2 separate regions of the Homo sapiens genome follow, and region 1 is linked to region 2. A link is a loop called in an ENCODE intact Hi-C map of the cell type or tissue named here. Cell type or tissue: ovary. All regions are shown on one strand. Links, peaks and the distances in the headings refer to the core of each region. The heading gives the core; the rest is flanking DNA. Region 1 holds the start of LOC105375271 (a long non-coding RNA gene). Region 2 holds the start of LOC124901628 (a long non-coding RNA gene).

Region 1 (15,094 bases), core at 4,330-12,329, 850 kb before region 2:
TAATGCCTCTTAAAAATAAAGAACAGGCCGGGTGTGGTGGCTCACGTCTGTAATCCCAGCACTTTGAGAGGCCGAGGCAGGCGGATCATGAGGTCAGGAGTTCAAGACCAGCCTGGCCAACATGGTGAAACCTCGTCTCTACTGAAAATACAAAAATTAGCTGGGCATGGTGGTGCGTGCCTGTAATCCTAGCTACTCGGGAGGCTGAGACAGGAGAATCACTTGAACCCAGGAGGGAGAGGTTGCAGTGAGCCGAGATCACGTCACTGCACTCCAGCCTGGGCAACAGAGTGAGACTCTGTCTCAAAAAATGAAAGAAAAAAAAGGAAAGAAGGAAGGAAGGGAGGGAGGGAGGGAGGGAAAGATGGATGTTGGCATTTCTTTGGTGGCCTGCTTGTCACCTCAAACATGTTAACTGATGAACACCTAAGAAAGCAGGCCATCTTCCTGATTCTTTTCTTTCAAAGACCTATATCCTAAATGACAGAAAACATGGAGACATCCATACCACTGGGCCAGGATTACCTTTTGGGCCCTGTAAGAAAAACATGGAAAGTCATTTTCAAAATAACGACCAAAGCCAAGTTACAGAATATGAAACATTGTTGTCAAATTTGCTTTAATACACATAAAAATATTAGCAAGTTTTGCTTTCTAATCTAAACTGTAATAAAGTTTCAATTTGAAGAATAAGATGAATAAATATAACTTGATGGAAATCTCATAAACGTGATTGCTTCGACATTGATTTAGTTCTTAGATTTGCAATGAAAAATGTGACAGCACCATGAAAAATGCTATTTTCCATTATTTTGGCTGCCCATATTTTCTCAATTTTATTATAATTGGTTTTACTTGGTTTCACTTATTTCCTCCTGCTATAAAATTTGGTTATATTTGTAGCATGCATTTTTCAGTGAACTTAAAAAAAAAAAAAAAGAAAATGTGGTCTACAGAGACTTGTGTGCTCTAGAGTGACCTATCCTGTCTAAAGGGACCTGTATGGTTTATGGGGACCTGTGTGGTCTACAGGGACCTGTTCTGTCTATAGGAACCTGTGTGGTCTACAGGGACACGTGTGATCTACAGGAATCTGTGTAATCTGCTCTCAGCAGCTCAGAGCCACCTTGTATGCCACACCACTAGTCCCCTTCACTGGAATCTTCTCACATGCCACGTTCATTCCTCTGGCATGTATCTGGCAAGTTCCTCTGCTGGAGCCACAGACTTCCTGTTCCTGTTCCCCCAACAACCAAGTGGGTATCATAACCCCCAACAATCATTCTAAAGTAGCCACTCCCAAAAGAACCCTCTCTCGTCTTCTGCCATATTGTCATTCTTCATCACCCGTGCCAGGGTCTGAAGCTCTCTAAGCATCTGCTTACCCAGCACTGGAATCACAGCCCCACATCCACCAGTGACGAGCCCACGCAGTGGGAATCGCAACCCCACGTCCACCAGTGACCAGCCTACACAGGAATAATCACAGCCCCATGTCCACCAGTGACCAGCCCACACAGGGGGAATTGAAGTCCCACGTCCACTGGTGACCAGTCCTCACAGGGAGAATCACAGCACCGCGTCCAACAGTGATCAGCCCACACACGGGGAATCGCAGCCCCGTGTCCACCAGTGACCAGCCCACACAGGGGGAATCACAGCCCTACATCCACTGGTGACCAGCCCACACAGGGGGAATCACAGGCCCATATCCACCATTGACTAGTCCACACAGGGAGAATCGCAGTCCCACATCCACTGGTGATCAGTCCACACAAGGAGAATCACAGCACCGTGTCCAACAGTGATCAACCCACACATGGGGAATCGCAGCTCTGTGTCCACCAGTGACCAGCCCACACAGGGGGAATCACAGCCCTACATCCACTGGTGACCAGTCCACACTGAGAATCACAGCCCTGTGTCCACCAGTGACCAGCCCACACAGGGGGAATCACAGCCCTGCATCCACCGGTGACCAGTCCACACAGGCAATCTCGGCCGTGTGTCCACTGGTGACCAGTCCCCACAGGTGGCCTGGTAAGTGGCAGCAACACAGTTAGTGGAAAGGTGATATGGAAGGATCATGATGTTCTAGTTGAAAAGCAAAGTGGGTAGAATTTTTTAAAACCAGATTAATTTTGAGCAACCTGCTCTTACACATTGGTTGCTCCTATGGAAATGCACACTTAAAAAATTACCTCTGACTGAAGGTCATTTGTTTTGGGACTAGGGCTGGATGTATCTGTATTACATCCAAGACAGTAGATCAACACCATTAATATTTATGTGCCTCTGTTTTCACAAGGCCCTCACGCCAGCTCCTTCTGGTTATAAGCTGAATTGTTTTTCCTCAAAAGTCATGTATTGAAGTGCTAACACCTAGGACCTCAGAATGCAACTGTGGTCTACCTGGAGTATTTAAAGAAGTGATTACATTTAAATGGAGTCATTGGGGCTGGGCTTGGTGGCTCATGCCTGTAATTTCACCACTTTGAGAGGCTGGGGCAGGAGGATCACTTGAGGCCAGGAGTTCAAGACCAGCCTGGGCAACATACTGAGACCCCATCTCTATTTTTTAAAATAAATGAATGAATGAATAAACAGAGTCATTGTGTTGGGCCTGATCCAATATGCCTGGTGTCCTTATAAGAAAGGAGATTAGGACACAGACACGTACAGAGGGAAGACAACAGAGAACACAGCAAGAAGGCAGCCATTTGCAAGCCCAGGAGAGAGGCCTCAAAAGGAACCAGTTCTGCCCACACCTTGATCACACACACAGACACACACACAAACACACACAGACACACACACACACAAAACCACACACACACACACATACGAACCATCCCCAAGTACTGTTCCTGGTATAGTTTGGATGATTGTCCCCTCCAAATCTCATGTTGAATGTTATTCCCAGTGTTAAAGGTGGGCCTGGTGGGAGGTGTTGAGTGAACCCCTCATGAATAGCTTGGTGCCCTCCCCTTGGTGATGAGTGAGTTCACATGAGATCTGGTGGTTTAAAAGAATCTGGGACTTGCTCCCGTCTCTCTTGCTCCTTCTCTCCCCATGTGACACACCTGCTCCCCTTCCCTTCCGCCATAATTGTAAGCCTCACCAGAAGCAGATGCCAGGGCCATGCTTCCTGCACCGTCTGCAGAACCATGAGCCAATTAAGCCTCTTTCCTTTATAAGTGACTCAGTCTCATGTATTTCTGTATAGCAGTGCAAATGGACAAACACAGTTTCCATCCTGCCTGTCCTGCCTCTCTCCCAACCTCCACCTCCCTCTCCTCAGCCCCCCGACCAGATGTCCTTCCTGGGCCACACTACCCTGTATCCTGTCCCCAGTGAGAAGCTCACCTTCCAGAGGCCAGCCTGGCGTGGACTGGGTGTGGGGCACGTGAACCAAAGCCCAGAGCTAGCCCCGAGGAGTGATCCTTGCGTGGGACTAGAAAGAGGGGACCCGCTGTGTCCTCAGTGAGAAGGAGGGCAGGGATGCAGGGGTGCAGCCCTCAGATAACAAGTGACAACTGGCCGGGCACAAGGAGGGGTGTTTAAGGTTGAGGTGAGACTGGATTGGCCTCAGGGAACTACTGCCACAGGAGGAAAATGTGAGCCAGAAAGAGGCCCCAGGGCAAATGGCACCAAGCTCAGCTATCTGGGGAAGAGTTTAAATCTGTTCATGAGCCCCTCGCACCCGTGCTTCTCTACCTGTGACCTCATCCCATCGTCACAAGAGCCCTGTGTGGTACATGGAATTTCGTAGGAAAGGAAACTGCTGTTCAGTGAAGGGAGGAACCTGCCCAGACAGGCCTGGGAACCTGCCAGCAAGGCAGTCCACCACCACGTCCTTTTGCCTCTGGCCGCGGCACACTGGAGGGAAGCCGTGGGGCCCTGCAGGGAACCCTGCCTTGTCCAGACTCTGCAAGGTGCCTCTGCAGGGCTTCTGGCGTCCCTTCCACAGGAGCTATTTGCAACCCTGGGAATTGTAGAGAACTTCTGTCCTGCCTGGAGAGGCTTGACTGCCCCTGTGGGCCCTGCTGAGAGGCTGGCTCTGCTTCCATCTGTACTTCATGCTCCTCACTCCGTGTGAACTCCTGCCACTGGGACTGCCTCTGAGAACCAGTCACAGCACCTGCCAGCTTCCCTCATGGTGAGTGCAATTCAGCAGCTCATGCCTATAATCCCAGAACTTTGGGAGGCCGAGGTGGGCAGGTCACGCGGGTGGATCACTTGAGGTCAGGAGTTCCAGACCAGCCTGGCCCACGTGGCCAAACCTCATCTCTACTAAAATTACAAAAATTAGCCTGGCGTGGTGGTACATGACTGTAGTCCCAGCTCTCAGGAGGTTGAGGCAGGAGAATAGCTTGAACCTGGGAGGCAGAATTTGCACTGAGCTGAGATAGCACCACTGCACTCTAGCCTGGATGACAGAATAAGACTGTCTCAAAAAAAAAAAAAGTATTTTCCATGTGTAAGGATAAAATGATGAACCTTTCTTGTGGGAGGTAGTTGCTTCCCTCCTCCCTCCTTAGAGTGCCTCCAGAATCAGCCGGGTGAGAGATTTTGATTTTATAAAGCAAGGTCTAGGGCCTTCTGCCCCCTAGAACTGGGAACACATGCACCCAAATAACTCAGGCACCCTCGGGAGGCACGCAGGGACTGTCACAAGATCATCCAGTCACCCTTCAAGGAGATCTGGGGGAAGTTCTCATTTTTCCTCCACTTCACTGTGTAATGTAAGACTCCCTCCACATAGTCCCCTCCCACACGCGTGGAGTCTCAGCACACATAACTGGGGCTTTCTCTCTCCTAGACTGGACATGGAAAGGCCTACCACTGGCGGGTTGGCTTTATTTCCATAACACACATGTTCATTTCATTTCTGTATGGCAGTCATGATTTTACCCTTTTTAAAATTTTCTTCCTACAAAACATTCACTGAAAGAGACCCTAAAGGAGAACTCTTACCAGCCCCCACCCCACCCCACCGCAGCACAGACTACGCTGGGATGCCAAGGACTGACATTCATACCTGTGTTCTCCTCTCCTTGTGAAGTCCAGAGAACTGAGTGCTACTCTTTTCCTAGTAAGTAAACTTCTGCATGGCTGTGCATGTATGACAATGTGTGCATGAATGTGCATGGAAACGCACAGGTGTGTATGTGTGCACATATGTGAATAACACACTGTGGCCGCACAGTCCCAACCCTCACACAGACCTGAGCCCAGGCTGTGTCCTCATCTGGCATTTGGGGATAACACAGATGGGGAGAGGGCCAGGCAGGATCGCTGATGGAAGTTCCACACAAGGGGCCTGACAACGATGGCTCAATACATATTAGCTATTATTAAAAGCTCACATCTGCAGAGCTGATCCTACTCCATGAAAATCGGTCAGAAATCACTCTCCTTCATGTACGTGGTAACTGAAAAACTACTAAGCACCAGCAGAGCAGTACTATTTTCTTATACTAGCACTGCTTCCTTATTTTATAAGTTGAGCCTAATGTCTGGGTGGTGATTAATGAGATGATATTCTACTATTACATACATACCAAGGAGTACTGAAATATGAGTAAGCTGCAATGGAACCCAGAAGCCCTGATGTGAAAGTCATTCCTAACCTAGGAAACAGAACATCTTTGATGTCCTTGGGGGTCCCCCCTCCTCCCAAATGCACCCTGCCTCCCAACAGAGGAAACTCCTGATCTCAATTGGGGTTTCTCAATCCCTGGTGGAGTTTTTTCCCCTAGTCTTACAATGAAATGCACGTAATCCTAAACAACATATTGTTTAGTTTTGTCCATTTTCAAACTTTATATAAATGGAATCATGTTGTAGGTACTATTCTACAATTTGCTTTTTTCACTTAGAATGTTACCTGAGATGGTTCTGTACTGATGGTGAAGGTGTCTGCATTTATTTTCACTGTTTTTCATCATCTGAGCACACCAAACTCATTGCATTTGTTCTCTGGCACATGGATATTTGGGGACTTCTGGCTTTTGTTACCGAGGCCTTTGCAATTATGAACATTCCTGTCCATGTTTCCTGGGCCACATGAGTTCTCTCCATGCAAGCCCAGGAGCAGGAGTGGAATTACCGGATAATACAATATATGATGGACACCTGGCTTTAAAACGTGGCTTAGTGCTAGGCTTAAGGATAAAGGTATAGGAGACGCACAGCTCATGCTCTAACATATTCCACTGTCCCTATTGTCATTTATAAAGACAAACCATCATCTCATTGTTTCTGGTCAAGGTGGCATTGTCACCGCTGTGATGAGACTGGACCGCGAGGAGGCAGCAGGAGGAGCGTGGCCACCTCTGCAATTGACACCAAAGCCCAACCTTTTATGTGAGAGCGTGGCAGGCTTCCTGAGGTAAACTCTTGACTAACTCACTAGTGACGTGCTGATTTTCCAATTTACAAAGGGCTGGATAATTATTAACATTTTTTTTTCACATTAGTGGGAGGCATTCTGAGCATATCACTTAAGGACTGCACTAGAGGAAAACATGGAGTGAACTCGCTGACAACGATTTTTGAAATCCAGGGTAATTAGTTCCATCAGAACAATCCCAATTACATTCCTAATTCTCTCTGCCTTGCTGAAAGCACCGAAAGTGAACCATGTTGGTGTCATTATATTCCTGCTCAGAAGAGTCTTTATCACCAGCGCTGGGAATGGAGGAGGGGTTGAGGAAGGGGCCAGTGCCCAGGTTGTGGGAAGCCCCCACAAGGGGACCAAGCCAATGATACCAGCGTGGCACAAGGGCCTGAAAGTCAAAGAGTGGCCAGTGCGGGGTGAGGAAGGGGACCAAGTTTCTGGTCGTCTCCCGAGGAATTCAAGTAACACTCATGTGAGGACATTTATAACGTCAGCTCCAGAGACATCTTGGTAGCCAAATGAGGAAAGAAAATAACTTTCATCTGAGGAATTTGAGACCTTTCAAATTATTACAGCCAGAGAGACATTAAAATGGGACAATAAGCCAAACACAGTGGCTCACGTCTCTAATCACAATGCTTTGGGAAGCCTAGGTGGGAGGGGCGCTTGAACCTAGGAGGTCAAGACCAGCCCGGGCAACACACAAGACCCCATCTCTGCAAAAAAATACAAAAATTAGCCAGGTTGTGGTGGCGTGCACCTGTATTCCCAGCCACTCAGAAGGATGAGGTGGGAGGATTGCTTGAGCCCAGGAGGTCAAGGCTGCAGTGAGCTGTGATTGCACCACTGCACTCCAGCCTGGGTGACAGAGCAAGACCTTGTCTCAAGAAAAAGACATCAATCACTCCCCCTTTTTAACTATGTATTCATCTCTTGGAACTGCTTGCTATTGCCACAAGTAGCTATAAATTAACTTAATAATGCCACACTGAATACTAGAACCCACACTCTATGGCTTAACAATGTGTAGCCATTGATCAATATCATTTCTGTAAACCAATGAGAATTCCTGGCAGACAGCTGTGTATCAGCCCATTCCCTGTCCCTTTTACCTTTAAAAATCCACTTGTAAGTGCTGCTAATCAGAGTGTTCATTCAGGGGAACTTGAATCTATGTTCTTGGGTTGCAGTCTTCAAGCTTGGACCCAGTTACTTCTCTACTTTTACCAATTTTGCCTCAGCTTCTTCCTTTTAGGCCGACATAAACTAATCCAACAAGTTCATGTTTACTCAATCAGAACAAGATGTGTTGTTCAACCGGCATTTCCTGCGTGTCAGGGGGTATAGAGTTCACCTGTAAGGTCAGGGATGTCGCCCGATTAGATCAACAGAGATCCACCTGGGGGTGGCTGATGTGCACTACCTCACATAGCCAGCAGAGGGCAGTGCAGTGCCAATAGCTGCAGCTTGGCCATTGACACCTGTAGAAAGAATCTCATGTTCAGAAGTCATTTTACCTTCTGCCTTGTCCCGGAGGAGGGTGCTCAGGCCACAGGCTCTGTGACAGCTCCCCCAGCGAGACAGACTTCCAGGCAGTGCAGAGACAAAACACCTCAAAAACAAACTAGCCCTTTTCTTACTAATAGCAGCCTCCTCTTTAGCCTTAAATTCTATTTCTGTGTGGTTTTTTTTCTCTGCTTTATCAAAGATGTCCTCCTAGGAAGTGGCGGGCCCACCTGGCCACACTTGCCTGGGTTGAGGTGTGAAAGAAATTAACCTGCAAGTCCCCTACTGCCTGGGGCAATGGTCCGCACCTGCATCCTCAGCCTGCCCCAGAGCCTGGTGATAAACATCATCTGGTTGGTCAGAGGATAGAAAGGCTATCCCACACTGGGTCCTGCACCCACAGGGGCATGGTGACATCCAGTTGAAGTCTGGGGGCACTTGGTAATTTGGAGACAGATGAGCGCACAATAGTAGCAAGTCCAGCCCCTGCAGCTCGTGCTGGAGTGAGAAGCCAGGAGCAGAGCCTTTAGCATGCTGCCCTGGGTGCACAGATGACTGCACAGCCACATCCCAGGACCCTGAAGTCTCCTTGAGGGTTCCAATTTCTCCTGGACAGCTTCAACAAAGGGACCAAGAAGTGCTGAGGGAGAAATGGAAGGAGACTCACTCTCCACCCTAAGCAAATCTGTATTACAGACCCTAGAGCTTGAGAAGGTGGAAGGGAAGGAAGTTTTTGATTGGGACAAGGATCTCTCTTGCTCTTAGCACTTAGAAGGGCATGTGGGCTCAGTAGATGCTGAATGACCCTCATTTTGGGTTGAATCTCAGAATCACAGGGAAGGCACATTAAAGAGTGCACAGACCACACACATGCACCCACACCAAGGTCCCCACACACCTCCCTGGCCACTCCAAGTCACACAGCAAACTGCTAAGCAGAGCCCCTGAGCATGGGAGTGTCCCTCAGAGCCCACCAGGAAATAAGCCCATCTCAAGGACAGGAAACAATAAATACCAGAAAGTGGCCACACTGATGTGGGGAGAGTTGAGAAGTCAGCCAGGAGCCTGGGCAACCCACAAGCCAGTGAAGACCCAAGACCCAGCTGCCCCTGAGCTGGGGACCTAGGCCTGCCCAAGTAGCTGCTGCCAGACTCACCCGAGACAGACAGAGGGGCCACCCTGGATTCTCCCCTCCACTATAAGGTGCAACCGAGAAGGAAGCTAAGAGACACGGAGTCTAGGAATGTCAGTGTGAGGCCAGGAATGAATGCAAGGCTGACAAGCCATGGACAGAAACAATAGGACAAGCTGTCTTGAGCCCAGGTGTCCCGTTTCCCATCCCTAGGTACTTGGATCAAGACACTAGCATTGTGGACAATGGGTGGGAGGATTACTGTCGTGTGATTAAGCTGGTGTGGATGGTTTTGGGAATGTGTGTGACTATAATTTGGAAACTGTGTATATGCCTGTTTAGGTACGCATTATTTCTCAAACACCCCTGCTGTCTGCTTCATTGGTTTTCAGTCATCTCTCATTGCAAGTGGTGCATGGAATTTTTTTAATGTATCAGGAAATTAGTTTCCTGGCACTATTGTCAGATTTCTTGTTTAGTGACATGAAATCTGACTACCATTAGAATTTTAAAGTCTGAAAAATTTCCCTAGAAATAGTACAAAAATTTGGTAGAATGTTCTTGAAGAAACCCCAAATCAGGCTAACATCATTGAAAATGCTCCAATGAAACTTCAAAAGGAAGAACATCTCCCATGCGGTTAATCCAAGATTCTCTGTCTCTTAATCGCGATCTGATTTTCTAGATTCTTGTGTAAAGTGTGCTCAAAGTCCACACAACAGGGGATTTTGGACAATGCTTTTAATGGCAAGTCATCACAGCAGGTCTGCGGAGGTGCAGGGCAGCGCTCAGGCCTTGCTCAGTTTCTTCTTGATGAAGTAGCTCACCAGCCGCTGCGGCCTCTGCTGGTACTCGCTGAGCACATTGCGAGGGCTGCTGATCTGGTCCCCTTCCAGGCGGTTCAGGAGGGTGACACACACCACGGCCGCTGCAAAGGACAAAGACCACATCAAGGCAAGGTGCCGGGGGTCTAACATTTCACAGGGACGGGATGAAGAACCCACGAGCTCTGAGGAGCAGCCTCTCTGCCTCCTCAGGAAACCAGGCTGCCCATGCAGTCAGGCGGGGCCGGAGGATGGAGTGCGGGAGGGAAAGGCGCTGGTCCAGGGGCTCGGAAGACTCCTCCCTCTCTGACACCACCCTGCCCTGTCCCTCCCTTATTCTCGTGCCTGCTTCCAAAAGGAATTCACCATTCCAGGACCAGCTCAGGGCTGCAAGCACCACCTTGAAAGGCACGTTTTGGCCGAGGTGATAAGGGAATTCTGCAGAGCTGTGAGCTGGCCTTCAAGGGTGGCTAGTACCTTGAGGGTAGATGAACCACAATTCAGAAAGCCAAAGCGCTTTGAAAGCCGAGTTTTTTATAGACCTGGTGGCAGCCTCATGGGGCAGCAAAAGCTTTTTTGTCATTTTTCCTGCACAAGGTCACTGAGAATCCTGCATTTTGTCAGGGTGTGACAGTCAGACATTGAACAGCATTGTGGTGACAACACATATGTCAGAAAGTGACTTGGGGGCAGCGGAAACAGAAACCAGAAATGGGTATCGGGGTGCCCCAGGAGGAGGGGCCCCAGCGAGGGGCTCCAGGAGAGCAGAAGTGAAGGGAGGAGGGGACGCCGAGGCCCATCAAGTGCCGCTTACCTTGGAGGCCGCAGGCGCTGCACATGGCGGCAAACACCGAGGACTCCATCTCGATATTGCGGACGCCGGCTGCATAGGCTGCCTCCAGATACGCCTGCTTGTCCTTCTCCGTGTAGGAGCAGAGAGCCCCATCCAGACGGCCTTGCCCTGAGGCACACATGGAGACATGAGAACCACATGCATGTGAGAAGCTCCTACAACACATCAGCGCCACTGATGCCCAGAAGGACACAGGGACAAGCAAGACCCATCCAGGTCCTGCCTATAATGACCACTCAAACGGGTCATTATAACCACTCTGGGCGAAGTGTAACTGAGACAGCAGCCTGGCAAGTGGAAACGCCAGTCCACAGCGAGAAGGCAGGCTCAGGGGACGGACCAGGGTTCCCTGGCTGAAAGATGCCTCCTCGTATCCGCTGCCTCACCTTCATAGAAGTCCAAGGTGCACATGGTGTTCCCCACCACTGTGGTGAACTCGCTCAGCTCTGCAGAACACAGCAACAGCTCCTGCACCAGCTTCTTGTTAAGGTCCGTTTTCCGGATGACCCGCTTCCCCAGGACAATCTGCTCAAACTCTGCCTTGAAGCAGGTATCCACTGCCTGCTCTGTTATGACCACAGTGCCGGGCTCCAGACCTGAGGAAAAAAGCAGACATCAAGATATGCAGGGTGTAAAACAAAATAAAATTAAAGCAGGGCAGCCAGGGAGCACACAGCAGAGCATATGGAAGAAAGAAGCAGATCCACCCACACATCCAAACACGAAGCATCCAGTACTGTTCTCAAATACACAGTGACCCATTTTTCCCATTCAACTTTTTTTTAAGCTATGAAAGTAATTAATGCATGATCATTATGGACACTATGGAAGAGAAAGGCACAAAAAACAAAGTAGAGGGCTGGGTGCAGTGGCCCACGCCTGTAATCCCAAGCACTTTGGGAGGCCAAGACGAGCAGATCACCTGAGGTCAGGAGTTCAAGACCAGCCTGGCCAACATGGTGAGACCCCATCTCTACTAAAAATACAAAAATTAGCCAGGCATTGTGCCGGGTGTCTGTAATCCCAGCTACTTGGGAGACTGAGGCGGGAGAATCACTTGAACCCAGGAGGCAGAGGTTGCAGTGAGCCAAGATCACGCCACTGCACTCCAGCATGGGCAAAAAGAGCAAACTCCATTTCGAAAGAAAAAAAAAAGAATAAAATAAAAATGGCCAGGAACCTTCAAGTACTTTGTCCCATATTTCTTGCTTCCATTCACGGCGATTTCCCACTGTTGTCTGTCACTGAACCATATACCATGATGTGTTTCATTGATCCCTGTTTCATACCTTGTTAATATTTAAGATTTCAGGCAAATACTTGAAAAGTAAACCAGCAAAAGGCAGACTAGAACAGTATAATGAAGTCCCACACCCTAAACCCAGGTGAGCTATGACCAACTCCTGACCTACCTGGCCTTCCTCTCAGATTGATGCATTATTAGGGTCCAGTTTCTATGTTCTGGGCGTGCCTTCCTGGAGTAGTTTCCTGTTTGTAGGGACATTACTCTGCCCCTTATTCTTTGTGTTATAATAATTTTAGATGGGATTTGACCATTGTTATGGACCTGGACTGAATGCTGGTTTCCCCCTCAAAATTCATAGGCTGAAATCCTAACCCTAAATGTGATGGTTTCAGGCAGCAGGGCCTTTGGGAGGTGATTAGGTCATGAGGGTGGAGCCTGCATGAGTGGGATTAGTGCCCTTATAAGAGGGACCCCGGAGAGCTGCCTGCCCCTTCTGCCATGTGAGCACACAGGGAGAAAACAGAGCTCTATGAATCCGAAAGTTAGCCCTCACCAGACACCAAGTTTGCTGACTCCTTGACCTTGGACTTCGCAGCCTCCAGACTACGCGATAAATTCCTATTGTTTATAAGCCACTCAGTCAATGGCATCTTGTCTATCAACCTGCAGGGACTAAGATAACTATGATCCATTTCTGATACTTATTTTAATGCAAAATTGGTTTTCCTAAACATGTGGGAGGGAACAAGAAGTCAGATCTTTTCCAGAGCTCCCAAGTCAGTTGTTTTCATGAAACATTAAAAAACATGGCCGATTGCAAAGACCTTTGCTTCGCTCCCCACATGTATCTGAACTCCTCTTTCCATTGCTACTCCTGCGGCTGTTCTGGGCAATTCAGAGTCTCATTTCAGCAGCTTCTCCCAGCACTGGGGCTGGAGCTAGAGGAGAGCTTGGCTGATGCCTTGGTGAACCCACAGGGCCTGGAGTGGTCAAGCCCCTTGGAATTCCAGCATCACTCACATTGGGACGCACAGGCCCCCTCCAGTGTCAGCTGCCATCTTCACCATGTCCCCCTGCACCTTCCTAGGAGTGCCTGGGACTCTTGTTCTCAGGTCTGTCCATCGCCTTGAGCTTCCCCCTGAGCAGCTGCCAACACAACCAGATCCTGAGGCTTTTTGTCTCCACCCATTCATACTTTGGGGTTTGTGAGGATAGCACATCACCTTTTATTATCAACTGTGTCCAGTGGTTTTTGGTTTTGCTCCCTAGTTGCTCTTTCCATTTTTACAGAGCAATTGAGGAAAATTCAAAATCTATACTACTCCCTCCAGAATTATCTGATCATTGTTTTAAAAATCACTCCAGAGCAAGAACTCAAGAACCATTCACTAGAGTTCCTGGCAGAGGCCAGCATGCTATGCACAGCTGTGTCAGGTGGGCAGCATCGGAGACTAAGCTTGCAGGACCGAGACAGCTCATGGCCGTTGGTGTGTTGTCCTAGGGACAATTTCGCTAAACTTGGAATTACAGTCATACAAACACAGATTTTATGCATCAATCTCTCTATATAACAAAAAGAAAAGAGACAAGATAACATATTCAAAATATTTGGGTCTAAAGCAAGTCCCCTTTCAAGGTCAGGACACTTAAATTCTAGAATTGCTATAAATCCTAGATAGTCCAGGCCCTAGACAGCCTGGAACAAGTACACACAGGCCTGGCCAGCAGCGGCAAAGCTCAACTTTCTCTAGGGCACATGCAGGCTTCTTCCCTGAGCTCTGAACACCTCGGTGGGAGCAGGAATCACTAGAACCCAGTTTTTAGCAGAAAGAATGGCACAGAGTTGGAACCCCAGAGAGCAAGACCACGTATTTAAAACAAATCTGCCTAACAGACTTTGGCTTACAATTCAACAATTTGTTAGCTTTTGCTTTCTCATTAAATCTCATTCTTTCTTTGCCATGTTTGTGGGGGTTTTTGTTTGTTTGTTTGTTGTTGTTGTTGTTGAGATGGAGTCTCGCTCTGTTGCCAGGCTGAAGTGCAGTGGCGCGATGTTGGCTCACTGCAACCTCCGCCTCCCGGGTTCAAGCGATTCTCCTGCCTCAGCCTCACCAGCAGCTGGGACTACAGACGTGCACCACCACGCCCAGCTAATCTTTTGTATTTTAGTAGAGACGGGGTTTCACCATGTTGGCCAGGATGGTCTCGATCTCCCGATCTTGTGATCCGCCCGCCTCGGCCTCCCAATGTGCTGGGATTACAGGTGTGAGCCACCGCGCCCGGCCAACCATCTTTGTTTTTTAAACAAAAAAAAAATGTCCCTGTTGAGGATAGGGACATTTTAAGCTAATTTAAGGACACTTATCTGAGTTTTGTACTGCGCCTCTCTCTTCCCCCCTTTGATTTTCCTGTGTCTTTTCTCCTAAGGTGCTTCAAAATCCCTGCAGGATTAGGGAGGAGGAAAAGTAAGCAAAGGAAAGGAGAGAATGGAGAAGAAGGGGGATTAGAAAGAATAAGACAGAATCAAGCAGACAAGAAGGCACAAATTGTGTAACCCCAAAAGGATGAGTTTCCCCCATATGCATGGTGTGGTGCCCTTCTACTGCCTAGCTCTGGGGTGCGGGTTGGGAGAACAGGTTGGACAAAAACAACAAAACAAGCTTCTTTTCACACCTCCTGTTAACAAGCTTCCCTTGAACAAAGCCAAGAAAGGAACTCTTTGTCTCTAATGCCACACCATGTAGAAGCTGCCTTGGCATGCCCCAGTCCCTCATCCATTCACAGGGCAAGAGGCCCCTCTGCAGACCTTACCTATCCCACCAGAAGTGCCAATGCGGATGATAGTGACGTTGGAGCACCGGGCATAGTACAGCAGCTTTATGAGCTCATGCAACATGATTGAGATAGAAGGAATGCCCATACCATGCTGGAACCAGGGAGAAACACCCATGTTAAGCCAAGGTTGTGACTTTGTCAATGTTCTGGCTGATGTTTCATGTGATGTAATTCAATCTAACATGCCCATTGACATAGTGATGAAAGATAAACTTTTTAAATATAAATTTAAGAACTAGTAACACTTTGGGAAACTTTAAAGTGTATGCAAAGCTGTCAAAGACAAAACCCCATT
Region 2 (15,094 bases), core at 2,362-10,361:
AAGGTGTCTCATTGTCATTTTGATTTGCATTTCTCTAATGATTAGTGATGTTGAGCATTTTTTTCATATGCTTGTTGGCCACATGTATATCTTTTTTGAAATGTGTTTGTTCATGTCCTTTTCCCACTTTTTAATGGGGTTGTTTGTTTTTTGCTTGTTAACTTGTTTAAGGTCTTTATAGATTCTGGATATTAGACCCTTGTCAGATGCATAGTTAGCAAATATTTTCTCCCATTCTGTGGATTGTCTGTTTGCTCTGTTGATAGTTTCTTTTACTATGCAGGAGCTCTGTTGTTTAATTAGGTCCCATTTGTCAATTTTTGTTTTTGTTACAATTGTTTGGCCCTCCTGGCCAGGGTCTATATGTCCAGAATGGAATTTCCTAGATTATCTTCCAGAGTTTTTACAGTTTTAGGTTTTACATTTAAGTCTTTAATCCATCTTTAGTTGATTTTTGCTTATGGCATAAGGAAAGTGTTTAAATGTCAGTTTTAAAAGAAATAACCTCTCCGATTGACAGAGTTCTTCGTGACAGTGTGTTTTAGAGCTGTGCACTGATGATCCTCCTTCTCTGTTTGTGGGTGAGAGTCAGGCTGGTCAGTCCACGCTGTGTGATCATGCTCCTGGGACTCCATTTTTGAAAAGGGTTGCTGTGAACATGGAATGAAATTATGTGTAAGAAGAACTAGTACAAAGCCAAGGACATAGTGAACTTTCCATAGATTGTGCTATATCTTCATCATCACCATCATCATCATCTTCACCATTATCACAATCAACATCACCATCATCATTATCCCCATTACCATCATCATCATCACCATTATCACCATCTCCACCATCATCATTATCACCATTACCATATCCTCATCACTGTCATCATCACCATTACCATCATCATCATCATGGTCATCACATCATCACCATCATCATCATCATCATCACCATTACTGAAAAAATCATCACTTTATCATCTCTTCATTACCATCATCATCATCGCTGTCATCATCATTACCACCACCATCATCATCATCACCATCATCACCATCATTATCACCACCATCCTCAACATCACCATCACTATCACCATTATCACTACCATATTTATCAACATTTTTTTGTTATCAGGCATCAGATATGATCATCTTTGACAACCTAAAGCCAGGGAAGGAGTATGAGTTGGGGGAAGCCACTCTGGTGGGTGTTAGTTTATGTAAAAACTATATTTACATGTTTGTGTCTGTGTATGTGCCATTGCCATGTGTTATTCTCTCTCCCTCTCTCTCATTTTTTTTTTTTTTTGGCTTCTGAAGAGCTATTGAAAAGTATTATAAGCTCAGCACAGTGGTGCATGCCTGTTCTCTCAGCTATTCAGGAGTCCAGCCTGGGTAACAGAGTGAAACTCCATCTCTAAGAAAGAGAGAGACAGAGAAAGAAAGAGAGAGGGAGGGAGAAAGAGAGAGGGAGAGAGAGAGAAAAAGAGGGAGAGAGAGAGAAAAAGAGATAGAGAAGGTGAGAGGGAGAGAGGGGGCGAAAGAGAAAGAGAGAAAGAAGAAAGAAAGAGAGAGAAAGAAAAGAAAAGAAAAAGGAAGAAGGAAGGGAGGAAGGAAGGGGAGAGAAAAGTATGATAGGAACTCAAAATAGGAAACATCTACCTGGGTACTAGACAAGCTTCCCAAGGGCGTAAGAAGCAAACACCTCCTTGCTTCTCTCCTCTTTGCAGTCTTATACAGAAGTTTCAATTTCTCTCCTTTCTTTGGTGATTCACAGTGATGTTCATCCACGGTTTTCTCTAAGTAACCCCCTTTTGCATCCTGGCTACCAGAAGTAGCATCTTAGGCAGGGACTCCAGTCTGGCCAGTGTCATTCCTGGCTGCCCAGTGCTGTAGGAATGTCTCAGAGGAGCTTCCTTACAAGGGTATTTATAGGAGTGACTTTTCTCTAAGCTTTATAATGCTAACTTCTAGGGTATAACTATTTTACACCAAAACCATTGATTTTCTCTATTGAGTATCCTCTATGTAGCTTCAATAGTGAGAGACATGCCTGGAAAGTCAGGGCCCTGAGGTGGGGGTTTCCTAAATCTTGGAGCAACTCTCCTAAGCCCATACAGCCTGAGATTCACTGTGGGCGAGGCTGGTCATGAGGAAGAGCTTCAGGGGCAACAGGAACCTGGGGTCTTCTTAGGGCAGCCAAAGTCTGTCTCCAACCCCTCTCCCAAGATTTGGAGTGCACGGGGGGCATGTTGGGAGAGCTTGGCCGCTCTATGATGGCCCAGTTGAAAGCAAAGAAGAAGACTCCTGGAATGAAATACTGACAGCTGCCTGAGGTGTGGGTGAAGCTGAAGGATGTCTACTTGCCACCCTGGGTAAGATGGCAAAGTTACTAGTCCTTCTGGCATATGGCCAAACATGACTGGGTGTGTCTCATACATACTTAGTGTCTTCAATGGGTTTATTTCCCTCTAGTTACCCAAAGCAAAGCAGGGAAAGGCATGTGGCAAGTTCACACAGTTACAAGTAAAAGTGAGGGTTGAATTAAAAAGGAAAAGATTTGAACAGATACTTTCTGGAAGAAGATACACAGATGGTAAGGCAGCACATGAATGTAACAGCATGAGACACTAGGGATATGCCGGTTAAAAGCACAGTGAGCTCTCATTCCACCTCCCTTAGTTCAAAAACAAGGCAAAGCTAAACAAAACCAAAAATGGACATTATCAAGTTCTGGCAGAGGCAGAGAAACTGGAACTCTTACGCTTGCTGGTGGAGATACAGAATGGGTCAACTGCTTAGAAAACAGTTTGAAGGGGCCGGGTGCGGTGGCTCACGCCTGTAATCCCAGCACTTTGGGAGGCTGAGGCAGTTGGATCACGAGGTCAGGAGTTTGAGACCAGCCTGGCCAACATGGTGAAACCCCATCTCTACTAAAAATACAAAATTAGCTGGGCCTGGTGGCACCTGCCTGTAGTCCCAGCTACTTGGGAGGCTGAGGCAGGAGAATCGCTTGAACTCGGGAGGCGGAGGTTGCAATGAGCTAAGATTGCACCACTGCACTCCAGCCTGGGCGACAGAGCAAGACTCCGTCTCAAAAAAACAAAACAAAAAAAAGAAAACAGTTTGAAAATTTCCCTGTAAAGTAAAACTTACATTTACCATGTATGTTGCAGCAATCTCCCTCTTAGGTGTTTACCCAGTGGAAATGAAAGCTTATGGGTCACACAAAAACTTATTACATGAATACTTAGAGCAACTTTTATTTATAATTGCCAAGAATGAAAACCTAATGTCCTTCAGCTGATGGATGTACCAACCAACTGGGGTACATCCATCCAATGGAATATTATTCAGCAAAGAAACCCCAAATTATTGATACTCTCAACAGAATGCAAGAATCTTAAAATAATTATGCTGAATGAAAGAAGTCCAACTCAAAAGACTACAAACTATACAATTCCATTTATATGACCTTCTGGAAAAGGGAAAGCCTTAGGGATGGAGATGTCCTGGGTTAGAGATGGGAGAGAGCTGGATTTCAAAGGATGGTGAGAAAGACTTTTGAGGTGGGTGGAACTTTTCTGTCTTGATTGTGGTGCTGGTTCCATGATCCTGTGCATTTGTCAAAACTCATAGAACTGTAGACGAGAGAGAGAGACAGAGAAAGGAATTGCATTGTACGTAAATTTTAAAAATAACTATAAAATGTGAGGGTTGGTTTCTGAACAGAGACCTAATAAGTTATCTGAGTAATATTAGTATTAACCTTTATTGAGCATTTACTTTGTGCCAGGTGTTATCTTGTGAAGTCCTCAAAACTAGCCACTGGGGTAGATATTATGAGGTAGAGCTCCAGAGAGAACTGGAGGCTCAGAGAGGCTACAGTCAGCAGAGTCCAACTCAACCCCAGGTGGGTGAGGCTGCGAGGCCTGTGCAAGGTTCCCCGGGGCTGCAGCCTGCCCTCCCCTCCCCTTTTCTTTCCCTCCTGAATCCTCCCCTTCCTGCCAGCACCTCCCTATCCCGGCCCCTCCCATCCTTCCCAGAAAAGCCTTCTCCACTCATGTCACTTCTTTGATGTAAATTCCAGTGAGTAAGGAGGACGATTTGGTCAAAGGTATGAAAATATTTCTGACTTTTGATCAAATTTCTGTTCCTATCCTTAAATCAATTTACAACCAGATGGTGTCATACCAAAGCACCTTGGGTACTTGGAGGAAAATGTTCCTTTGTCCAGAGTCTCCTGCAGTGATGTGGCTGCCCCTTCTTCCTCCACACCCTGTACTCTTTCCCATTTCCAGTCCCTCTGCTGCCCTCATACCTGGAGGCCACTCTTCTTTCCCATTTCCAGCCCCTCTGCTGCCCTCATACCTGGAGGCCATTCCTCTCTGTGTCTGGAGGCTGTTCTGACCTAAGCTCCTTTATCAGCAAAGTGGGTCCACTGTTCCTTTCCCTCCTCCCTCACCGTCTCCATCTCAATTCTTAGCCTTTTCCAATTTTTCCAATTCTTAGCCAATTCTAGCCATCTCCTGGCTGCCCAATTCTTAGCCTTTCCTTCACCCTCACCCTTCTTGTCAGGCCACTGTTTCCCAAGGATATTTCTTGCATGAGGCTGATGCTGAGTCCTTTGAGAGGAAGAGACCTACAGCTGGGAGAGGGGGCTCCTACAAGGAGGAGGCAGCAGGTTGCATAGCCCAGGCTCAGGTGCCCGCTGGGGATGACCCAGGAAAACACCCACCAAGCCAGCATGTTAGGGGGCACCCTCACCTAGGAAAGTGAGGTACAAGACAGGGAGTGTGTACTCTGCATAAATAAAAATGCCCTAGGATGAGGATGTGGAAGGAGAACTAGAGGATTATTCCTGTTTTGTTCTCTGTACTTGGAGAAACCCTCTGTGCTTCTCATATCACGGGGCCTGTGGGGCTGAAAACAGGGTGGCTTGAAGACATCCTCTCCTACTCTCCCCTCCCCTTTCTTCAGCTCCCCTCCCCTCTCCTCGGTGCTGTGGGTGCCTCTGCTCATGGAGGGAACCATGTGGCTGAGGCTGTTGTGATTCTTTCTGATTTGGTCTTGTGGTCTCTTTCTGCAGAGTTCCTATAAACTGTGCCCCACCTAATGGGCCTCGGGGATTTGGTGGTGGATGTGTACAGCACGCCTTTCACAAGATTCTTCTTTATCCTGGCAGGTGGCCTCATGCCTGAGGGTGAGACCCATGGTCTGGTGTTGCTCTCACAGGAATCTTGTTCATACTGGCAGACTCCTTGTGGCTCCCATCTGACCTGTTTCCAGCTATTCCCAATAAGATAGCCACTCTTTAGGCCAGCCCTGACTAGGAGAGGAGCTAGGTTCTGGTGCATCTGTCCGGGGAGACAGAGGAGGCAACTGGACAAAGCACATAGAGTCACAGAAGCAGCATATTCCTCACAGATCCCAGAGAGAAGAAGGCAGAATACCTCACATGGCTAGCGGAATGGAGGGAGCTGCCTGGGGCACACACACACACAACCACTGGGTGGGGATCGAGAGAGAGGAGGACCTGTAAGCTGAGGCCTTAAGTGGGGTCCAGGGGTCTACCCCAGGCAGGTTTCCCATAGGGAGTTCTAATTGATGGGTTTAGAGCAAGCAGGCACCGGTTCCATGTAATCACGCCATGACTGAGAGGTGGTCATTGCAGCATATCTGTGAGGTCCATGTGGGGTCAGTGGGGTGAGTCAAGTAGGTTGTATCCAGCTGTCTCGTAGGGCAGTGGTCACCAGGAGGTGTTTGTATAAGGCAGATGTCTGGATTGATCACATTGAGGAACTGGAAGGAGGTGGAGAGCTGGAAACTGTGTTAAGGGTGAGTAAGCCCTGCCTCTGGTAGGAAAAAGTTAAACCTCTGTTGGGAATGGTAACATGGAATTATAAGAGTTCACTACAAGCTGCATCCTAGGCCTTTCTCCTACTCTCACTGCCACAGAAACCCAGTGGTTCCGGGTTAGTGGGTCCGCATGTTGGTGCATGTTCGTGTGTGTGCGTGCATGCGTGTGTTTGTGCATGCATGTGCACATATGTGTGTCTGAGGTCTTTCTTTTCACCCTTAAACCCCAACAGGCTAGTGACAGGTTGTGGGCCCAGGGCAGCAGGGGCCACTGATCTTCAGGGGCCTCATGGCTCAAATGACATAGCAGGGCCCAGGCAGGGTTATGGTTGGAGAGACACCTGGGGACCCAGGGACGGCCCTGTGGCCCAGGCAGGGATGTGGCAGGAACCTCTAACAGAGCCTGCACCTGACAAGGACCAGAGAGTGGTAGCCTTGAAGTCACACCTGCCTCGATTTAATGAACAAGTGGGCAGTTTGCACAACTGGCCTGGCTGTTTCCAGTTAGCGTCGGCTCCCAGGGACTGGCACAGGCTCAGTCGGCTCAGCATATTGTCTATGGGCGATTTTCCATCTTGCTCACAAAACCAGGAACATTTACTATCTGGCCTTTTCCAGAAAAAAGTTTGCGGGTTCCCGGGCCATGCTCTCATTATTGTTGGCGTTATGAGGAAATGCAGATACAGCAGCAGAAGGAAGATCTGAGAGAAGAAGACAACAGGGTCACTGAAGTTGTGTTAAAGTGGTGCAGCACATTTGCCCTCTTTTTTTTTTGTACTTTCAAGACTGGCCACAATGCTGAATTTCAACGAAAGCACCCATAAGGAAGCCTGCCTTTTGATGTGCTCAGCCTGCGAGGGTCGGGAGGAAGAGAGGGGCCTGCCGCCTCGCGCCCTGCCCGCGCGCCCTCTGTGGGTGCCGCTGGTCCCGGTGTGGCCGGCAGGGGGCGCGCGCGCCATTCCCGGGCTCGCCGGGCGGGGCGGGGGCGCTTCCGAAGCTGAGCCGAGGACGCCGTGTTCCGCCGGTCCGGAGCGCCGCTACTCCGCGACCTGAGCCTGGCTCAGCAGCTCTGCCAGGCGTGCTTCCGCGCAGGGTGGCCGGACGTTCTGGGGAAGTTGCCCCGGGCCCAGCACAACGCCTGCGGGGGAGGGGGTGAGCGGCTCCAGCAAGGGACCCAGGGGCGGGGCTCAGGGAGACGGGGAGGGAGAATGGAATAGATAGGAACCGTCGAGATCTCGCAGGGGGGCCCACAGGCCACCCCCAGGGTCGCCTCCGCCCCCGCTGCCCTGCGGGCTACCGGCTCCAGTGGCGGGCCAGGACAGGGCAGCGCGAAGAGGAAACGCGCCCCGGCGCTAGGCCCCCCTCCCAAGGAAGGGGTCAAGCGGGCTCTGCCCTGCCCTACTAGTGTGACTGCTGGCTTCTGGGGGCTCAGCTCCCCGACTGTAGAGGAAGAGCTAGAAAAGCGATTCCCGAGAAGGGGAATCATTGTAAGCAGTTACTGCACTGTAAAGTGGCAGAGGGCTTGCTTGGTAGCGGAGAATCAATCGGGTTACTCTTCCTTCCTCACGGGAAGGGCATTTGTAAATTCCGCGTTGCAGAGACAGCCGGTGCTGGCCAGTTGCCTGGCAAGCGTGTGCTCACGCACACATCAGCTGCATCCATGAGGGAGATGATCCTATCTTAGCGTGGCAGGGCCAGAAAGGGGCTGAGAGTCTGGGCCCAGTACTGCTGGACTGTGCAGCCTTCGCTCTGTTCTCCTTCAGTGATGACTCACTCTCTCCTGAAAGAAGACCACACTGCCCCGGAGACACAGGAGGCCTTCTGACCTGGCCCGGTTGCCCTTCCTGGAGATGCCCCTCCTTCCCCAGAAGGCAGGCTCAGCTCATGGATGGTGCAGTCAGTAAGGGGAACTCAGTGCTGCCCAGGTCCCAGTCCACTGTGGACACCTGCATGATCTGACACTTCCCCATGAGGACTTTTGAGAAGCCAGATGACTTGTTTGAATTATCCAGTTCAGCTCCTGAGCCTCCTCTGCAAGATCCTACCAAGCAAACTTGGGGTGTTTCCCCTGCTCCCCTATTTCTGGTATTAACACCTTCCCCAGAACACCAGACTATTCCTGTTATGACGAGTAAAGACCTCTTAGTATTGTAACTTAAGGGGGTCACACCATGGCAACATTCTATTTTTTTCCTTTTTGTGTACTAGCTAGAATTACTCTATTTATTTACTTCAGGCATTTACTTGTTGTAATTATCTGATTTTGTGTCCCTGAAATAGTTTTTGCAGAAAAATCAGGATAAATTATTGATTCTGCCCCTTTTATTTTTTATAGTTTTTAGAAGGGGTTTATTTTTTATAATCCAAATGTGCCCAAGTAAGGTTTGTTTGTTGAGAAGTGCCTTTCCAAACCCCTCAATTTTTATTTTATTTATATTTATTTATTTATTTATTTATTCATTTTGAGACAGAGTCTTGCTCTGTCTCCCAGGTTGGAGTGCAGTGGCACCTTGTATTAGTCCGTTTTCATGCTGCTGATAAAGACATACCCCAGAATGGGAAGAAGAAGAGGTTTAGTGGACTTGCAGTTCCACATGACTGGGGAGGCCTTACAATCGTGGTGGAGGGCAAGGAAGAGCAAGTCAGGTCTTACACGGATGGCGGCAGGAAAAGAGAGAGAACTTGTGTAGGGGAACTCCTCTTTATAAAACCATCAGATCTCATGTGAGACTTATTCACTATCATGAGACCAGCACGAGAAAGACCTGCCCCTGTGATTCACAGGGACCCACTGGGTCCCTCCCATGACACATGGAATTGTGGGAGTTACAATTCAAGATGAGATTTGGGGGGAAACACAGCCAAACCCTATCAAGCCATCTCGGCTCTCTGCAACCTCCACTTCCCAGGCTCAAGTGATTCTCCTGCCTCAGCCTCCTGAGTAGCTGGGATTACAGGCATGCGCCACCACACCTGGATAATTTTTGTATTTTTTATAGACATGGGGTTTCATCATGTCGGCCAGACTGGTCTTGAACTCCTGACCTCGTGCAATCCACCTGCCTCAGCCTCCCGAAGTGTTGGGATTGCAGGAGTGAGCCACTGTGCCTGGCCCTCAATTTTTAACATGTATGTTTCCATTCATTGCTGAGCTGTTTAACCTTATATAATGTTAAAGAAAACAGATGGCAGCTAGGTAACAAGAGCCCTGTCAATGGGCATCCCCTTCTCCTATGTTCCGTTTCTGGGAATCAACTTAAAGAGACCATTAAAAACCAGATTTGCACAAAATCAAACAAACATATTGGTTGAAGCATTTAAAAGAATGAAAGTTTGGAAATAATCTCATTATTCAATAGTTATTCAGTAGTTGCTTAATAAAATGTGGCATATCCATTTGATGGAATATTATATAGCAATTAAAATGATATTTCTTAAAACTATGTATGTCTTCAAGCATCTTTATTGAGGTATACATACCATAAAATTCATCCAATTTGAAATGTACATTCAGTGACTTTTAGTAAACCATCACAATTCAGTTTTAGAACATTATCACCACCCCCAAAATTTCCTCCTACCCATTTGCAATCAATCCCAGCTACCATTTTTGACTCCAGGCAACTACTGACCTGCTTTCTATCTCTATAGACAGAAATTCCTAGAAATTTCATATAAGTAGAATCATACTATATGTGGTCTTTTGTGTCCGGCTTCTTTCACTTCGTATAATGTTTTTGAAGTTCATCCGTGTGGTTTCCTGTATCAGCATTGCCTTCATTCTTATTTCTAAGTGCGTTCCATTGGATGAATATACCATATATTGTTTATGCATTCATAAGTTGGTGAACATTTAGATTGTTTTCACTTTTTGGATATTATGAATAATGCTTTTGTGAAACATTCACATATAGGTCTTTGTGTGGATATGTGTTTTCATTTTTCTGGGATATATACCTAGAAGTGAAATTGTTCAGGATATGCTGAGTGGATATTTTTAAGAAGCTGCCCAACTTTTTGCCAAAGTGGCTGTGGCATTTTTTTTTCCTACAAGTGATGTATATGGGTTCCGGTTTCTCCACATCCTTGACAGTGGGTGTTGGTGTTTGAATGTTGGCTATTCCAATAGGTTTCTGGTAATATCTTGTTATGTTTTTAATTTGCATTTCCTTAACGGCTAATGGCATCTTTTATCTCATTATTTATTATAGCATGTTTGTCATTATTTATTTATATATCTTTGGTGTCTATTTAAAGCTTTTGCCAGTTTTTCCTTTTTTTTAAAAACTTTTATGCCAATTTTTCAGTGGGTTGCTTATCTTATTATTATTAAACTGTAAGAGTTCTTCATATATTCTGGACACAAGTGCTTTATCAGACCTAAGATTTGCAAATATTTTCTTCAATTCTGCAGCTTGTCCTTTCATCCAATAAGAAATAATGATATATTTTGCAGAACAAATTTTTGTTAACTTTGATAAAGTCCAGCTTATTCATTTTTTTCTCTAGGGATTGTGCTTTTGGTGCCATGTCTATGAAATCTTTGCCAAACCCAAGATCACAGACTTTTAAGAAGTGTTTTTTTTTTTTTTTTGAGACAGCGTCTCCCTCTGTTGCCCAGGCTGGAGTGCAGTGGTGCGATCTTGGCTCACTGCAACCTCCACCTCCTGGGTTCAAGCAATTCTCCTGCCTTAGCCTCCTGAGTAGCTGGGATTACACCATGCTCGGCTAATTTTTGTATTTTTTAGTAGAGGTGGGGTTTCACCATGTTGGTCATGCTGGTTTTGAACTCCTGACCTCATGATCCACCTGCCTCGGCCTCCCAAAGTGCTGGGATTACAGGCGTGAGCCACCATGCCTGGCCCAAGAAATTTTATAGTTCATTTTACATTTGGGTCTATGACCCATTTTTAGTTAATTTTTGTGTATGATAAGAAAAAAGGGTTAAATTATTTTTTAAATGTGGAAATTCAATATTTGTTGAAAATACTATTATTTCCCTATTGGATTGTCTTGGCATTTTTGTCAAAAATCAATTGACAAATATATGCTTAGAAATGACATGAAAGCACAAGCAACAAAATAAAAAACAGACAAGTTGGAATTCATTTAAATTAAAAGCTCTTGTGCATCAAGAGACATTATTAAGAAAGAAGGCAACCACAAAATGGAAGACAATATTTGCACATCATGTATCCAATAAGGGACTAGTATCCAAAATATATAAAGAATTACTACAGCTCAGCAACAAAATAGGCAATGAACTTGAACAGACTTTTCTCCAAAGAATGTATACAAATGGACAATAACCACATGAAAAGTGGTTCAGTGCCATTTAGTCATTAGAGAAATGTAAATCAAAATCACAATTAGAACTGCTTCAAACCCATTAGGATAGCTATTACTAAAAAAAAAAAAAAAATTAGAGAATAACAAGTGTTGGCAAGGATGTGAAGAAATTAGAACTCTTGTACACCACTGGTGGGAGTGTAAAATGGTACAGCCCCTATGGAAGACATTTTGTTGGCTCCTCAAGAAGTTAAACAGAATGACTAAATGATTCATAAATTTCACTTATAAATGCATACCCCCAAATAATTGAAAACAAATGTTCAAATAAAAATGTGTACATAAATGTCCATAGTAGCACTATTCATAATCGCCAAAAGGTGGAAACAACCCAAAGTTTCATCAGCTGATGAATGAACAGAAAATGTGTTATATCCATATAGTGGAACATTATTTAGCCATAAAAAGGAATAAAGTACTGATACATGGTACAATGTGGATGATCCTCAAAAATATTATGTTAGTAAATGAAGCCAGACACCAAAGATTACATATTGTATAATTTCACTTATGTAAAACATGCAAAATACATAAATCCACAGAGATAGAAAGGAGACTAGTGGCTTCCAAAGGCTGGAGGGAGGGGAAATAGGGAATGACTGTTTGATGCGTCTGAGTGAAATAGTTCTGAAACTAGAGAGAGAGATGATGATTGAGCAACATTCTGAATGTACTAAATGCCACTGAATTACAACACTTAAACATGGTGAAAACTTTGTTTTGTGTTGTGTGTATTTTACTACGATAAAACCATAAATGGGTGGGCTTTTAATAGTCTTTTGAGAGGTAGTGCAGTTCAGTGAAAACACCATGGATTTCAGATGTGATAAGATTTGATCTTGTATTTTCTCACTCTATGACCTTGGGAAAACCTCTTGGAACTGGATTCTGTATCTGGAACGCATGGTCAATTGGTGTTACTTCAAGGATTAAATGAGATGATATAACTGCAGTGTCAGCACAGACACTTGGCACATTTCAAGAGGCCAAGAGTAGTCATTTGGCTTGGAGAAGAAAGCAAAAAGGGACAAAAATGCAGGACAGTTCTTTGGGTCTGACCCAGTACTTCCCACCTACTTGCTTGTGGATTTCAAGAGTAACTGTAGCTTGTGCTGAGAGTGCAACATTCTGAGATGCCGGGGACTGGCTGGAATAGCCTGGGCTCTGTCCAGTCCCTTCCTAGAAACAAGATGTCCTTCAGTGCTTTAGCCCAGCACACCATGTAGCCTCTGGAGTGTAAAAACCTGTGTAGGCTGCTTTCCAGAGTCCGGCAGCTGTAGTGCAAGTGGGGCACAAGCAAAAGAGACTCCATCTGCCCCAGGCACCTTTCCTGAGTTCTGGGGGATGGCTTGCAATGAATCCTAGGCTCCCGTTGTCCTTACTGCTTAGCTGTAAGTGATAAATCCATTTGCTGTAACTTGTGCATGGATGGGTGTTCTGTGTCATTGGACTCAGACAAGTTGGAAACCAATGCATTGTGGACGTGCTTCACAATACATGTGGTAGAATAAAAACAGCAAGACAGGAGTTGGGAGTTCTCAGTGATTACAGGACTTGGTGGCCACCTTGGATCTGGTCCAACCCTGCCTCGCTCCATCACCTCCATCTCTAGCTGTGTTACTTTGGACAGGTTGCTTAATTTCTCTGAGCCTTAGTTATGTTAAGTCTAAGATTGTTGTGATAAACAAGACACTGCCCACAAACTGCTAGCATTATTATGTAAGCCTATGTAAGTCCCTGGCCTGATCTTCTTCAGTAATAAAGAAGAAAGGAAAGGAACATCCATGTAAAAGTGATAATGGCTTCTGGGATGGTGAACAAATCTTTTTTAAAATAAATCCAGCATTGGATACACTTATTTCATGCTCCCTTCACATTGTTCTGTCACCTACTTCTACAGGTATGGTTTCGCCCAGGTGCCAGGACCTTAGCCTTCCTAATGTGCTGTCTCATATTTGTGTGCAAGTCCATCTCCTGGTGGGCTTCCCTACCAGGTGCACCTGGCCTTGGTGGTCTCCCTGTGGGGCAGTTTCATGGGCCCCTCGATTCGGGTAGTGTGATGCTTGTTGGCTCCAAATCAGTTTTTACCTAGTGTTTCTGATATTCATGCACCATGGCAAAGGTGAGAATTTGGGCCCTGCACCAGGTACCAGCAGGCTACGAGTTCAGTCTCGGGGAGGATGTCTCTAGGATGGGTGCATCAATACCTATGCTGGGGCATTCATCCCTGCATCATGAATCCTGGCTTGTCCCATTCCCCAAGGGCTGGGAGGCACTGGCTACACCAGCTGTTGGGGTTTTCTCTTGTTTATCTCACAGAGTTTGCCCTTTCTTGTTTCTGAACTAAGGTAGTACTTTTAATATCAAAAAGATTTTTACTCCCACATTTTTATGAATTTACAGTGGGGTTCATTTTGAAGGAGGGGATTTGGGAATGTGCACAGTCTTCCTTGGAACCTGGAAGCCTGAAGTCAGCAGGGAAGGGGAGCCGTGGGAGGCAGGCAGTCAAGGAGTGACAAGATCGAAGGGGTCACTCAGGAAGAGGACTGCACTGGCGTGACCCTGGATGTTCAGGGATCAGAGCACCTGCTGCATACCCTCCTGCAGCAGGTCAGCTGTTTCATCCTAAGTCAGGGGCCTCTTCCATGGCTTGTAAGCAGTTCTAACTTCAGAGCCATGTGGCCTAAATTAGACTTGCAGTCTTTCCCCGAACCCCTAAGTCTTCCATACAGATTGGGCTCCACAGTGTCCTTCCAAGTGAAATGGCGAAAAGCAAAGAATTTAACAGGATCTTCGAGCCACTTTTGCATGACACAGCTGCTTCCTATTTTGGCTGCTCATTGCTCTTGGATCTGATCCATTTGTACCTTCTCCTAGCTGGCTTGGGACCACAGGGTACTGCAGAGAATGCATTCCCCGAGCTCCTTCGCCAATTCATTTCTGGATATGTAGTTATATACAGTCATGCACTGCCTAACAGTGTTTCTCTGAACAATGCATGTGGTGGTCTCATAAGATTATAATACTGTATTTTTACTGTATCTTTTCAGTGTTTAGGTATGTTTAGATACATAAGTACTTGCCATTGGTTACAATTTCCTACAGTGAATAGTACAGTAACATGCTGTGTAAGTTTTTTTTGTTTTGTTTTTTTGAGATGGAGTCTCACTTCGTCACCCAGGCTGGAGTGCAGTGGAGCGATCTTGGCTCACTGCAACCTCCGCCCTCTGAGTTCAAGTGATTCTCCTGCCTCAGCCTCCCAAGTAGCTGGGATTACAGGTGCCTGCCACTGCACCCAGCAATTTTTTTTGTTTTTGTCTCTTGGGTTTATCTCCTGGCTCATGCATAAATGTGTGAGTGTTTCCTGGGGTGCAGGCAGGACCATGAATAACAACAATTGCACTCAAATCTCTGTGGCAGGGAGCACCGGCCCAGATGAGCAAGTGTCACACACAGGGAAGAAGACATCAGCCATCTCTGAGACTGGCCATCCATCCAGGAGCATTTCTTGGGCTCAGAGCAATGGTGACAGGGGTCTCAGTCACTTGGAAAGACAGTACCCGGGATACCTTGAGACACCTAGCAGAGGCTGCTGTGAGGCGAGGCAGGAGTGGCAGACACACCACAAGTGGCCATGGGCTTGTGGCAAGAAGTGGACTGCCAGGCCCGTGTGGCCTGGCTTGCTGGTCGAAAGTATTCAGGGCATGCTGGGGGACTCTGGGAATAATCGTGGAGCTTTGGAGAACTGGGATCCCAAACCATTGAGTTAGACAAGTTCTGGGAACCCTGGGTTATACAGAGCAGGGGTATGTGTAGGGAGAAAAGGGCCTGAGTCACTGTCCCTTGCAGCTGAGACCTGGAGAGAGGGGCAGGGAGAGAGCATGGCTCCTACC

The links. Hi-C counts contacts between places; a loop is a spot of excess contacts. Peaks named below come from ENCODE experiments on the same cell type or tissue, not always from the same donor. Only the 100,000 strongest peaks of a DNase experiment are listed, where the experiment ranks them.
Region 1: a loop joins it to region 2, with 4 times the contacts of the local background. A loop is called at or near these places in 6 of 110 quality-filtered maps.

The regions. Positions count from the first base shown.
Region 1 is chr7:48,103,093-48,118,186 of GRCh38, reverse strand. It overlaps UPP1 (uridine phosphorylase 1), which reads right to left. Exons shown (of 9, transcript NM_003364.4): 6 at 14,776-14,890; 7 at 11,105-11,314; 8 at 10,680-10,826; 9 at 9,451-9,969. The coding sequence ends at 9,830. LOC105375271 (a long non-coding RNA gene) reads left to right here and starts at 3,812. Exons shown (of 4, transcript XR_927253.3): 1 at 3,812-4,159; 2 at 4,955-5,095; 3 at 6,274-6,394; 4 at 6,483-7,012. RefSeq lists a silencer at 12,391-12,614. In ovary, for the core only: a CTCF peak has its summit at 7,822 (motif pointing right); DNase peaks (open chromatin) are centred at 7,836, 9,046 and 9,926.
Region 2 is chr7:47,246,301-47,261,394 of GRCh38, reverse strand. LOC124901628 (a long non-coding RNA gene) reads left to right here and starts at 6,781. Exons shown (of 2, transcript XR_007060318.1): 1 at 6,781-7,004; 2 at 7,616-9,295. RefSeq lists a silencer at 6,720-6,899. In ovary, for the core only: a CTCF peak has its summit at 6,800 (motif pointing right); DNase peaks (open chromatin) are centred at 6,944 and 7,609; H3K4me3 peaks cover 817 bases; H3K27ac peaks cover 1,533 bases.